Regions from separate parts of the Homo sapiens genome. Here all the other regions are linked to region 2. The links are chromatin contacts, found by Hi-C or POLR2A ChIA-PET in ENCODE. All regions are on one chromosome and are shown on one strand. The core of a region is the stretch at or near the end of the contact, and the rest is flanking DNA. Distances in the headings are between cores, read along the strand shown.

The links. Hi-C counts contacts between places; a loop is a spot of excess contacts on that map. ChIA-PET counts read pairs that join two places held with the same protein, here RNA polymerase II (POLR2A). Pooled maps may share reads with other maps.
Region 1: a pooled map shows a loop between it and region 2 (4-fold over the local background). The contact joins two enhancer-like sites. A Hi-C loop is called at or near these places in 1 of 168 maps with a recorded cell type or tissue (endothelial cell of umbilical vein), 4 of 37 single-sample maps with no recorded cell type and 3 of 50 pooled maps.
Region 3: a loop to region 2 is called in a pooled map, with 2.6 times the contacts of the local background. The contact joins the promoter of TBPL2 here to the enhancer-like site in region 2. A Hi-C loop is called at or near these places in 1 of 168 maps with a recorded cell type or tissue (endothelial cell of umbilical vein), 3 of 37 single-sample maps with no recorded cell type and 3 of 50 pooled maps. POLR2A ChIA-PET finds 5 or more read pairs at or near these places in 2 of 52 experiments (Panc1 and activated T-cell).
Region 4: a loop to region 2 is called in a map with no recorded cell type, with 3 times the contacts of the local background. The contact joins two enhancer-like sites. A Hi-C loop is called at or near these places in 4 of 37 single-sample maps with no recorded cell type and 2 of 50 pooled maps.

What each region holds. Positions count from the first base shown.
Region 1 is chr14:55,457,649-55,460,348 of GRCh38, forward strand. No RefSeq gene overlaps it. Among named protein-coding and RNA genes, the nearest start is that of TBPL2, 18 kb to the left of the region's middle. Within about 2 kb of position 1,328, at least 4 of the 41 ENCODE cell types and tissues checked have a DNase peak (open chromatin) inside an H3K27ac peak, as active enhancers do; they include endothelial cell of umbilical vein, where a contact is called at or near this core.
Region 2 is chr14:56,197,976-56,200,719 of GRCh38, forward strand. The region is part of intron 2 of PELI2 (pellino E3 ubiquitin protein ligase family member 2); the gene reads left to right. Among named protein-coding and RNA genes, the nearest start is that of PELI2, 81 kb to the left of the region's middle. RefSeq lists an enhancer at 1,217-1,406. Within about 2 kb of position 1,301, at least 10 of the 41 ENCODE cell types and tissues checked have a DNase peak (open chromatin) inside an H3K27ac peak, as active enhancers do; they include endothelial cell of umbilical vein, where a contact is called at or near this core.
Region 3 is chr14:55,439,184-55,441,883 of GRCh38, forward strand. It overlaps TBPL2 (TATA-box binding protein like 2), which reads right to left and starts at 1,433. Exons shown (of 7, transcript NM_199047.3): 1 at 1,213-1,433. The coding sequence starts at 1,266. It also overlaps a transcript of FBXO34 not described here.
Region 4 is chr14:55,539,988-55,542,687 of GRCh38, forward strand. No RefSeq gene overlaps it. Among named protein-coding and RNA genes, the nearest start is that of KTN1-AS1, 39 kb to the right of the region's middle. Within about 2 kb of position 1,369, at least 2 of the 41 ENCODE cell types and tissues checked have a DNase peak (open chromatin) inside an H3K27ac peak, as active enhancers do.

The DNA.
Region 1 (2,700 bases), core at 78-2,577, 740 kb before region 2:
TATGTGCACGCATGTGTGTGCATGAGTGTGTGTGCATGTGTGCATGTGTCTGTGCATGAGTGTGTGTGCGTATGAGTGTGTGCATGTGTGTGTGCGTGCATATGTGTGCATAAGTGTGTGTGCATTCATGTTTGTGCATGTGCATATGTGTTAATTTCCTAGGGCTGCCATAAAAAGTAACACAAACTGAGAGGCTTAAACAATAGAAATTTCTTGTCTCATTGTCTCACAGTTCTGGAAGCTAGACACCTGAGATGAAGGTGTCTGCAGGGCTATGCTGTTTCTAACAGGTGCTAGGGAAGGATCTGTTCCAGGTCTCCCCTCCAGCTTCTGGTAGTTTCTTGGCTTGTGGCAGCATCACTCCTGTCTTCATATGGCTGTCACCGTGTGAGTGTCTGTGTTCAGATTTCCTCCTTGTATAACCACAGTAACATTGGATTAGGGGTCTACCCTACTTCACTATGACCTCATCTTAATTAACTATATCTGCAATGACCCTATTTCCAAATAAGATCATATTCTCAGGCACTGCGGGTTAGGACTTTAGCATATGAATTTTCAGCGGACACAATTCAACCCATAATTGTGTGTTTGTATGTGTGCGCATGTGTGGTCATGGTTAGGGATGTTAGATTACAGAATAGAAGGGTAAAACACTTTGAACTGCATACTCAACCATCCCAGTTCTCAAAAGTCCTCAGCCTTTCTGTCCTCTGAGGGCGCATCCTGTGTCCTGCCTTCCCCACAGCCTCCTGCCATGCAGTGGGACACCTTCTGGCCCTCTTCTTGGGATTTTCCCTGCTTCTTCATGGCTCATTCAGCTCCAACTCCAAAAATCACTGTGCATTTCTGATATAAAAGTTTCACTATTTTCCTCCCCAGGCCAACCATCCAGGCCTGGTCTAGAGGGCCATCTTAATAACTAAAAAGTCCACTAGAGATGTTTCTAACAAAGACAGTTCTCTTGCTGAGGAGGAATTCTGTGGTCAGCTCTGATAGTAACACTTTTTTTCTCTTCCTTTCATCAGTTAAATGAAATTATTTATTAGCCTAAATGTTTTATGCACTAGTTTCTGTTATTTCTGGGTATATTTAAAAAACAATGCCTCCTGTACAAAATCAGAAAAAAACAGAAATGATAGTGAGGACAGGTTGTGCCTCATGGGCCAGGGATGGACAGCTTATTACCCCTCCTTCTACTGGAAACATACTAATAAATACGATAACTCTTTCCTGCCAGGCAAGGTCATGGTTTCAGAACCGTTCTCTATAGAGTTGACTCAGGCCATCGTTATGAGTTCATTAGAGCTGATATGAGAGATTAAGTCAATTTGCCATCACTGTTCTAGACATTCTGTGGAGGGAATTTTATGCTTCTGGTGATGACTTCTATTTGTGTTCATTAACAGTTGCTAGTGTTTGGAAATGAATATAGGGTGGACAATGTGATTTCTGTATTAGTCAGAATAGGCTGAGTCATGCAATGGTAAAAAATGACACCCAAATCTTGGTAGCTAACATGAATAAAGGTTGATTTCTTGCTCATAACACGTGTCCTTTCAGGATCACCTGAAGTTCTGCTCCATATCCCCTTCATTCAGGGACTCAGGCTGACGGAGCAGCCTCTACCTGGAATATTGCTGCTCTCGTAGCAGAGGGAGAGAGGACATGGGCGAACAATAAGCTGGCTCTTTAAAGCTTCTGCTTTTAAGTGAGCCAAGTCAATTCCACTCACATTTCATTGGCTAAGCAAAATGTCAATGCGGAGAGGAAGTATTAATTCTTCCTCAGAGAGGGGCAGCAACAGCATTAAAACAGTTTACATCAGGTACCTAATTTTTGTTATTGATCTTAAATGTCCGAGAAATGAAGTGAAAGAAAATGGAGACCTTTTATATTAATTTTAATGGCTCTTCTTTACTCTTCTTACTATATGTGGTAGAATTCTTATGAGGCTTAAAGAATAGAAATACATATTTGATGGGATTGACATCAGAACCTTTATTATTTAATGCCTTTTCTGTAGCAGGAATGTAACTAGTTTTAAGAGAAGGCTACTTAATGGTCAAAATAGTTGTATTAATGAAGGACTAAGATAATCATGGTTAAATCCCAACTCTAATGATCTAATACAACACTGTTGTTATTTATCTTCATAGCAAATTATGGTAAACCTAACATTATTATCCTAATGAAACATATGTTGTACTTTTTTACATGCTTTTGCTAGGCAAATCATATTTTCATATCAAAATACATTAAGGCAGATATTAAAGGGTAGGTGCAGTGGCTCATGCCTGCAATCCCAGCACTCTGGGAGGCCTAGGCGGGCAGATCACTTGATGTCAGGAGTTCGAGACCAGCCTGACCAACATGGTGAAACCCCATCCCTACTAAAAATACAAAAAAAATTAGCTGGGTGTGGTAACACATGCCTGTAATCCCAGCTACTGGGCTGAGACAGGAGAATCGCTTGAACTCGGGAGGCGGAGGTTGCAGTGAACCAAGATTGCACCACTGCACTCCAGCCTGGGTGAAAGAGCAAGACTCTGTCTCAAACAAAACAAAAACAAACCAAAAAAAAAAAAAACCCAGATATTAAAAAATGATCACTTGCTGTGATAATTATTCACTTCATTCCATTAATGTTAGAGTTTCAGCAGGTTACATGCAAAGCAGAAAGTTGCTAAAGTGTGTTTG
Region 2 (2,744 bases), core at 51-2,550:
ACACACACACACACACACACACACACACACACACACACCCACCTCTTTGGTCCACTTCTCTAGAGAACCCTGACTAATACAACTAGGATGGTGGGAGTAGAAGTACAGAGAAGCGAATATATCTTTGAGGAAGAAGCAACGGGACTCTCTCAGAGGAATAATTAATTGATTGTAATGTATGGATGATGATGCCATTCAAGGCAAAAAAGAGGAGCCGGTTTAAGGAGAAACTCAAAGAGTTTGGTTTGGGTCTTGTGTAGTCTGAGATGCCAGTGAGATATGAGGGGAAGAGTTGAGGGCACAAATTGGATACATGAATCTGGAATTCAACCATGTAGAGAGGGGCAGAAGATTTAGGACTGAGCATTGGTGAATTCATCCTTTAGACAAAGGCTGAAAAGGAGTGACCAGGAAATAGGGAGGAGAACCCAGAGAGCGTGGCATCATGGAGCATGAGAGGAGTGTGCCTAAGGCAGACTGGAGTAGCTGACAACATCACATGCACTGAGTGAGTCCAGTGAGATGCGACTTAAAGGAAGGGACTTAGATTTGACCACTTGCAGGTTGGTGGCTATGGTGGCTAAGGCAAATCTGATGGAGCAGCGGGGACAGTGTCCAGCATGGAGTGGCTGAGCCATAAGCAGGAGATGAGCAAGTGCAGAGCCCACATGTGACAGCTCTTTGGAACAGATGTGCAGTGATGGGGAGTAGCAAAACTAGGGAGGGCTTGGGGGTCATGACTTTTTAATGATGGATGATAGGAGAGCATGCTTATATGCTGATGGAGATGACCCAGTATGGTGGGATATTGATGACAAGTAGAGAGAGGGTATAAATGGTTCTTGTTTTCTATCTATTCATTGGTCAATTTTGGTACTTTTATATTTTGTTAGAAAATCTTCCATCTACTCTGGATTTTTGACAAAGTGAATAATGTTCACTTTATTTTAATCATTAGTGTCTGTAATTATATCACCTTGTCTGTTCCTAATTTTGTATATTTTTTGTTCTTCTTTTCTTGCTTAAATAGCTTTTGTTTTACTCATATTTTCAAAGAGCCAGCTTATGACTTCACTTACTTTTTCTACTGTTATTTTCTTAAGTTTTATTAATTTTACCTTGTATCTTTCCCCCTTCCTCCTACAAGAATTCTGTAAACAAAAACAATTTTATTACTATCATGTGTGAGCCAAAAGTTTCTCTCTTGCTGCCCAAGGTCTTCCCCCATGAGAGTCATCATGTGATGCTTCTGGGTTGTCCTTAGTGATTGTCCTGAGTGTCTCCACATGCCCATATTTGGAAACTGAATGTAGCGGTTCTGCCTGGGCTCTAATCTCCATTTACTTCTGTTCTGTTTTTGTTTATACAAGAGACGGTCTGGCCTGGTCATTTCTCGTCTTGGTATGTTACTGCTGAGTCACAGTTCAGTTAACCAAGAACCATGAGAATGAAAGTTCTCAACTAATCACAGACGGTAGATTCCCCAATGCAATGAAAAACTCTTCTTTATATCAGGAATATTAAAATGGAAGATTACATTTAAAATAATAATTAAATCTACCCAGTGCTTCATGGTTCTTCTTGTTGATTTCTCAGGGTGTGGTTAGCAATGAACTGAGGTTTATAACTAGCAAGTATTAGTGAAAACCCCCTGATAATTCAGTTTAATGGCTACTTTGACACATTCATCCTGATTTAAACACAGACCCTACAGGTTATATAAACGGATAAGATACAAGTTGTTTTGGTAAATTAAAATCTGTAAATATGTATGATAAACCAGCCAGCTATTTCTTAAGTATTTACATGTAGTTTTCACTCAGCTTACCAGGGCCCAGGGATTTAATTAAGCTGTACTGCAAGTTCTGTTTATGGTTGTGCCATATACACAGGTGGTGCTCAATAAATCTTTGTTGACTTGATGTTGATTGAGTGTATCTGGGGTTTACCTTCACTGTAGAAATTACCTTACATGGATGGCAACGCTAGGTGTATTCACCTGGTAGACAGTGGGTCTGTATGAAGCTTAGGTTTTGCTGGCAGTCAGCAGTTTAAGTGATTAACGAAGAGTTCTTACAATACAGGGAGCAACGATTTAAAGACAGAATTCAAGGCCTCAATATAACTGTTTACATTCTTTTTAATCTGTGTCATAATTCATTTTCAAATATTTGTAGTTGTTATTGTAACAGAAGGTATTTCTTCTTTCTTTTACTGCTACTACACCACCTTGCCCTAACAATAATGAGAGTTCAAATACAGAGTGCTTATTCTGTGTCATACAGGTAATATCTATGGCCACCAGATTCTGTGCTAATAAGCACTTTGCATATTTTTTTTTACTTTCCCTCACAACAGTTTCACAAGGTAGGGCTTTTATCATTTCCATTTTCAGATGAGGCATGTGAGGCACAGAGTGTTAAGTAACCTCCCCAGGGTCACACAGCCGGTGAGAAGTGGAGTGAAGACACGCCTGGGTCTGTCTAATGCCGGAGCTTCCTTTCATAACTACCACACTCTACTGCCTTCGTTACCCTATAGGGTACCATCTAGAACTGGAAATGACGACCAAGAAGGAAGGAAATCTCACTAAAGGGCTGGTAAAATAATCAATATAACCACCATTCAGCCAAAAATACACACGCAGTTGTTGAAATATTGGCTTTTTGATTTCTGAAATGCTGATGACTGTAAGTGAACAGCCTGTACTTCAGGCAAAGGTGATTCTTTTTTAAGTAACTGAA
Region 3 (2,700 bases), core at 183-2,682, 760 kb before region 2:
GTGCCTCGGCCTCCCAAAGTGCTGGGATTACAGGCGTGAGCCACCTCACCCTGCCCAATGCTAAGGATTTTTAAGTCTTAAGAGTAATTAACTTTAAAAAAAAAAAAAAAAGCCACAGGTGTTTCTAGTTGACATTTGGCAAACCCTGCAACCACCAGCTCCACCAGAGACTTGACTTCTAGAGGGAGGCCTAGTACTGGCATCCATGCTGCAGGGGACAGGGGCTCTCTGTTTCCCCTGTCAAAGCAGAAACCCGTGGGAACCTGAAGTCACTACAGCTAGCACAATGCACTCTCTGTGCATGTCCTTTAGAACCAGGCGGGGGGCCAGGAGTGGTGGCTCACGCCTGAAATCCCAGCACTTCGGGAGGCCAAGGTGGGTGGGATGACTTGAGGTCAAGAGTTCAACACCAGCCTGGGGAGAAAAGCAAACCCCCCCCCGTCTCTACTAAAAAATACAAAAATTAGCCGGGCATGGTGGCTCACGCCTGTAATCCCAGCACTTTGGGAGGCCAAGGCGGGTGGATCACGAGGTCAGGAGATCGAGACCATCCTGGCTAACACGGTGAAACACTGTCTCTACTAAAAATACAAAAAAATTAGCCGGGCGTAGTGGCGGGCTCCTGTAGTCCCAGCTACTCGGGAGGCTGAGGTAGGAGAATGGCGTGAACCTGGGAGGCAGAGCTTGCAGTGAGCCGAGATCGCGCCACTGCACTCCAGCCTGGGTGACAGAGCGAGACTCTGTCTCAAAAAAAAAAAAAAAAAAAAATTAGCCAGGTGTGGTGCGTGTGCCTGAAATCCCAGCTACACGGGAGGCTGAGGCACGAGAATCGCTTGAACCCAGGAGGCGGAGGTTGCAGTGAGCTGAGATCGCGCCACTGCACTCCAGCCTGGGCGAGACTCCATCTCAGAGAAAAATCAATCAATCAATCAATCAATCAATCAAAAACCAGAACAACCTGGGAAGGGCCATGTAATCTGGTAACTGAGTGAACGGTTCTGGATTCGTGCTAGATGAAGTTCGAGCTCTGTTTGGCAACCTTGGTCAAATTATTTCACTTTTCGAAGCTTCTAACCTTCAACTTAATGACTTGGGAAACCAAGCCCGCCTCTTATGGTCGCTATGAGTTTTAAGAGGAACGAAGGCAAAGCCCTTGGCACAGGACCGGGCGGGACTTGGGTCCTGACTCTGGGACAGTGGCGGCAGCCTCACCTGAGCGGCGCACTGGTCCAGGTAGAGCTCCAGGTAGGTCTCCTCCTGCTCCATGGACCGTAATCCCACTGTTGGGGGTGGGGGCGGGTAAGAGGGTAAGCGCGGAGCGAGCAGCCTCGGAACCCGCTCCGGCCAGGGCGCAGAGGCCATTTATGAGCCTGGGGGCAGCGAGGCGGGGCGGCCCTCGGCCCAGGTTCCTGCAGAGGGCGCGAGAGAAGCGTTGGGCGATGGGCTTGGAGCGGGATGCGGAACCCAGCTACCGGCCCATGGGCGCTGGGAAGCGGAGATGGGCTAGGGGTGGGCCGGAGAGGGGCGTCTCGCCTGGGGGCAGTCACCCCACTCTGCCCGCAGCTGGGAAGGGCCTGGGCCTGCAGATTTGATTTCCTTCGATACTCGCAATGTGGTCTTTGCTCCCAGGAGAGAAATTCTCGGTGCAAGTGCATGGAAAGTGAGAAAAAAAAAGGGATTTTTTGTTGTTGTTGTTGAGATGGAATCCCACTCTTTCGCCCAGTGCCATCTTGGCTCACTGCAACCTCCGCCTCCCGGGTTCAAGCTATTCTCCTGCCTCAGCCTCCCAAGTAGCTGTGATTACAGGTACGCACCACCATGACCTGCTAATTTTTGTATTTTTAGTAGAGACTGGTTTCACCTTGTTGGTCAGGCTGGTCTGAAACTCCTGACCTCAGGTGATCCACCCGCCTCGGCCTCCCAAAGTGCTGGGATTACAGGCGTGAGCCACTGCACCCAGCCGTTTTTCTAAGAAACTTAAATACTAGGTTTCCACCCTGTCGCCAAGGCTGGAGTGCGGTGACAGGCGACCATAGCTCACTGCAGCCTCGACCTCCTGGACTCAAGCTCCTGCCTCAGCCTCCCTAGCAGTTGGAATTACAGGCGGGTGCCACCACGCCTGGCTAATTTTATTTTTATAATTTTTATTTTTAGTAGTGACAAGGTCTCGGTATGTTACCTAGGCTGGTCCTGGACTCTTGGTCTCAAGCCATCCTCCTGCCTCAGACTCCCAAAATGCTGGGATTACAGGCATGAGCCACTGCATTCCGCCAGGGATGTTTTTTTTCTCTTGAGCAGAGTGAGTGGAATGAGTCACCTTACCTAGTCAGGTGTAGTATTTTTACATTATCATTACTTCTCACCATCAAATCCCACGTGGTTTTTCTCCAGTCACTGAGCGTTCCGTCTAAAGCCACATACAAAACAGTGTGTTGCTGCACAGTTAGGGTTGAGGAAATCTCACGAAAATAACGCAAAACATTCAGAGAGGGTTTCTCTTTCCTGAAATCATTATTTTAATTTTCAGTGCCTGCATAAGAGCTTAACTGTGTAGAACAACTTTATAAACATAATTGATACCTTTTTTCTTTTCTTTTCTTTTTTTGAGACAGAGTCTGCTCTGTCACCCAGGCTGGAGTGCAGATCTTGGCTCACTGCAACCTCCGCCTCCCAGGTTCCAGCAATTCTTGTGCCTCAGTC
Region 4 (2,700 bases), core at 119-2,618, 660 kb before region 2:
TATTCCTCACTCTTCTCCTGCTCTGCAGGCCTGTTTCTCAGCACCTTGTACCAACTGAAATCTAGCTGAGTTTGACTAATGGGAGGCTGTTATAGCCAGAATAATGGTTCCTCAAAGATGTCCACACATTGCCTGGCAAAAGGGACTTTGTAGATGTGATTAAGGTTATGAGATGGAAAGATTATTGTGAATTAGCCATGTGGACTCACTCTAATCATATGAGCCCTTAAAACAGGAGAGAGTTCTCCGGCTGGGAGCAGGAGAGATAAGGCAGAGGGGAAGTCCGGGAAATTGGAAGCATGAGAAAGACTTGATCTGCCATTGCTGGCTCTGAAGATGAAGGGAGGCATGAACCAAGGAATGTGGGGGCAGCCTCTAGAGGTTGAAAGTCACTCCTATTTGACACTAAAGAAAGGAAACTGGGACCACAGTCTTACATTATCATGGAGCTGAATTTGCCAACAACCTGAAAGGGCTTGGAAGCAGATTCATACCTAGAGCCTTCAGAAAGGAGTGCAGCCCTGCCAACATCTTGATTTTGACCTTATGAGACTCTAAATAGGGGACCCAGGTGAGCCACACTGTACTGGGACTTCTGCTGTACATTTGTGACCCGTTGGGGTTGTAGTAATATTAGTTTTTCATATAGTCCCTCCAACCCAAGGGTCCTAAGAGCTTCCTGCTGTTGCTCTGCCCATCTGAGGTAACATCCATTCTCAGGTAGTCTTCTCAGGTAGTCTCAGATGCTGAGATCCAGTCTCAGCATCTTTTATCTCCTGTGTTATCAAGTCAGTGTAGTAAATTCCCTCTGCTTTAACTATTCTGAGTGGTTTCGATGTCCTAATTTGACCCTGTGTGACAATTATAGGATAATAGATATCTTGAAGTTTTTGGTGGTGTTGGAAGGGGGATGCAATCATTCATTCATTCAATAAACATTTATTGACAAGTCTATACTATATATCAGCAGTGAACAGGGAAGACAATCCTTGACTTCAATGAACTCTGCTCTTTAGTCAGGTAGGCAGAACTCTAATCAGGAATTGAAATAAAGCATTAGTATTGTGATAAGCGAAGAACAGAGGCCTATGAGAACATAGAGCAGGGAGTTCTTAAACTGATCTACGATCTAGAGAAGGATTCAATAAAGAGGAAATATTTAATGAGACTTGAAGATTGAGTAGGCTTATCCAGATCTTCCAAAAGTATAATTAATAAGGTGGGAAAGTGGGGTTGGTAGAGATTAAAACAACCCTGTTTTCTCCTGCTAGAACTTTAAATTGTTTTATTAAAAACAGTTTCTCTCAGTCCTGACTCTGTTGATAATATCAAGGTATTGGTTTTGAATAAACACTATGAGTCAGCAGGGTTACAGTAAACTCATAAGCTTAGTCAATGTCTGATTCTTGTCTGTGCAGAAGGAATGAATCAATAATGTGAAGGAAAGGTTAATACCATTTTCAAATATTATAAAGTTCTGTTGGATTGCCTAACCCAGCAGCCATTCTCAATTCCTTTCTTGCCTGCCCATCACATTTTCATTCAGAGGCTTCTTTTCCCAGCCTCTTGTAGCTGGGAGCATCCCTGAAACATAGGTCTGGTCAACCAGACTGAAGCAGGATTTGTTGAGGATTTTCTGTCTTCCTAGTGAAAAGGACAGACGGGGCTTATGCTGCTTTTCCTCTCTTCGTACCTTGAATTGAGATATAATGTCTGAAATCACAACAGCTATTTTGTGGTCACGAGGCAACAAATGCAAATTTAAAAGCCATTATGATAAAGCATGGTCTATAGTAGAAGAGTATTTCCCAAATCCTGTTTGCTCCTTATATAGAATCTAGCCTTAGAAGCCTTTGACTTGAGCTTTACTGAGGAAGAAACTGCATATGTCAAGCAGGAAAAACAAAAGCAAAAATGAGCCTTTTTCTTTACTATATAAGTAATATGTGTCAATTTTAGATAAATTACATATGATGTGTGAATTTTTAAAAAACCTAGATAGGACTTCTTGTTTCCCACCTGGCATATAAGAAGCTTAGAAGTTACCACGCTGGCCTTACAATAAGTAAAAAGCTGAACAAACTGAAAAATCGAGAACTCTTCTTAGATCTGTCAGAGAGTGAGATCACAGGGCAAACTGCTGCCTCAAAGATTGGAGAGAGACAGGCAGAAGCAGAATCACAACTTACTGGAGCAGAAACCTCTGCGGAACCAGTGACAGGATAACTGAACTGTAATTGATGAATTAATAGAGGCTCAGTGTGGGCAGCTCTCAGAGTTAAAAATTCCAGGGAGACCCAGTCAAGGTGGGGATGGGGGCACACTTTTGTGAGTTTTACTTCTGGGAACTCTACCAGCTCCTCACAATAAATATCGGATAATGTTATTGGATAATAAAGGAATAGGAACAATATTTGAAGCAATAATGACTGAGAATTTCCCCCAAATTAATGTCAGACACCAAACCACAGATCCAGGAAGCTCAAAATCAAGCAAGATAAATGCCAAAAACATTGCAACTATACATACGATATTAGATCATAAATATTGTGCTTCTGGCAGGGGGAGGGGAAAAAGAAACCATTTTGAAATACACCAGAGCGTTTTATTTTTCCTAACAAGGCCTGCCTCAGGAGAAACTATTTTACCAGAGCCCTACTTGCTGGGGCTTTATCACGGCCTAACCTACCTGGGGGAAGT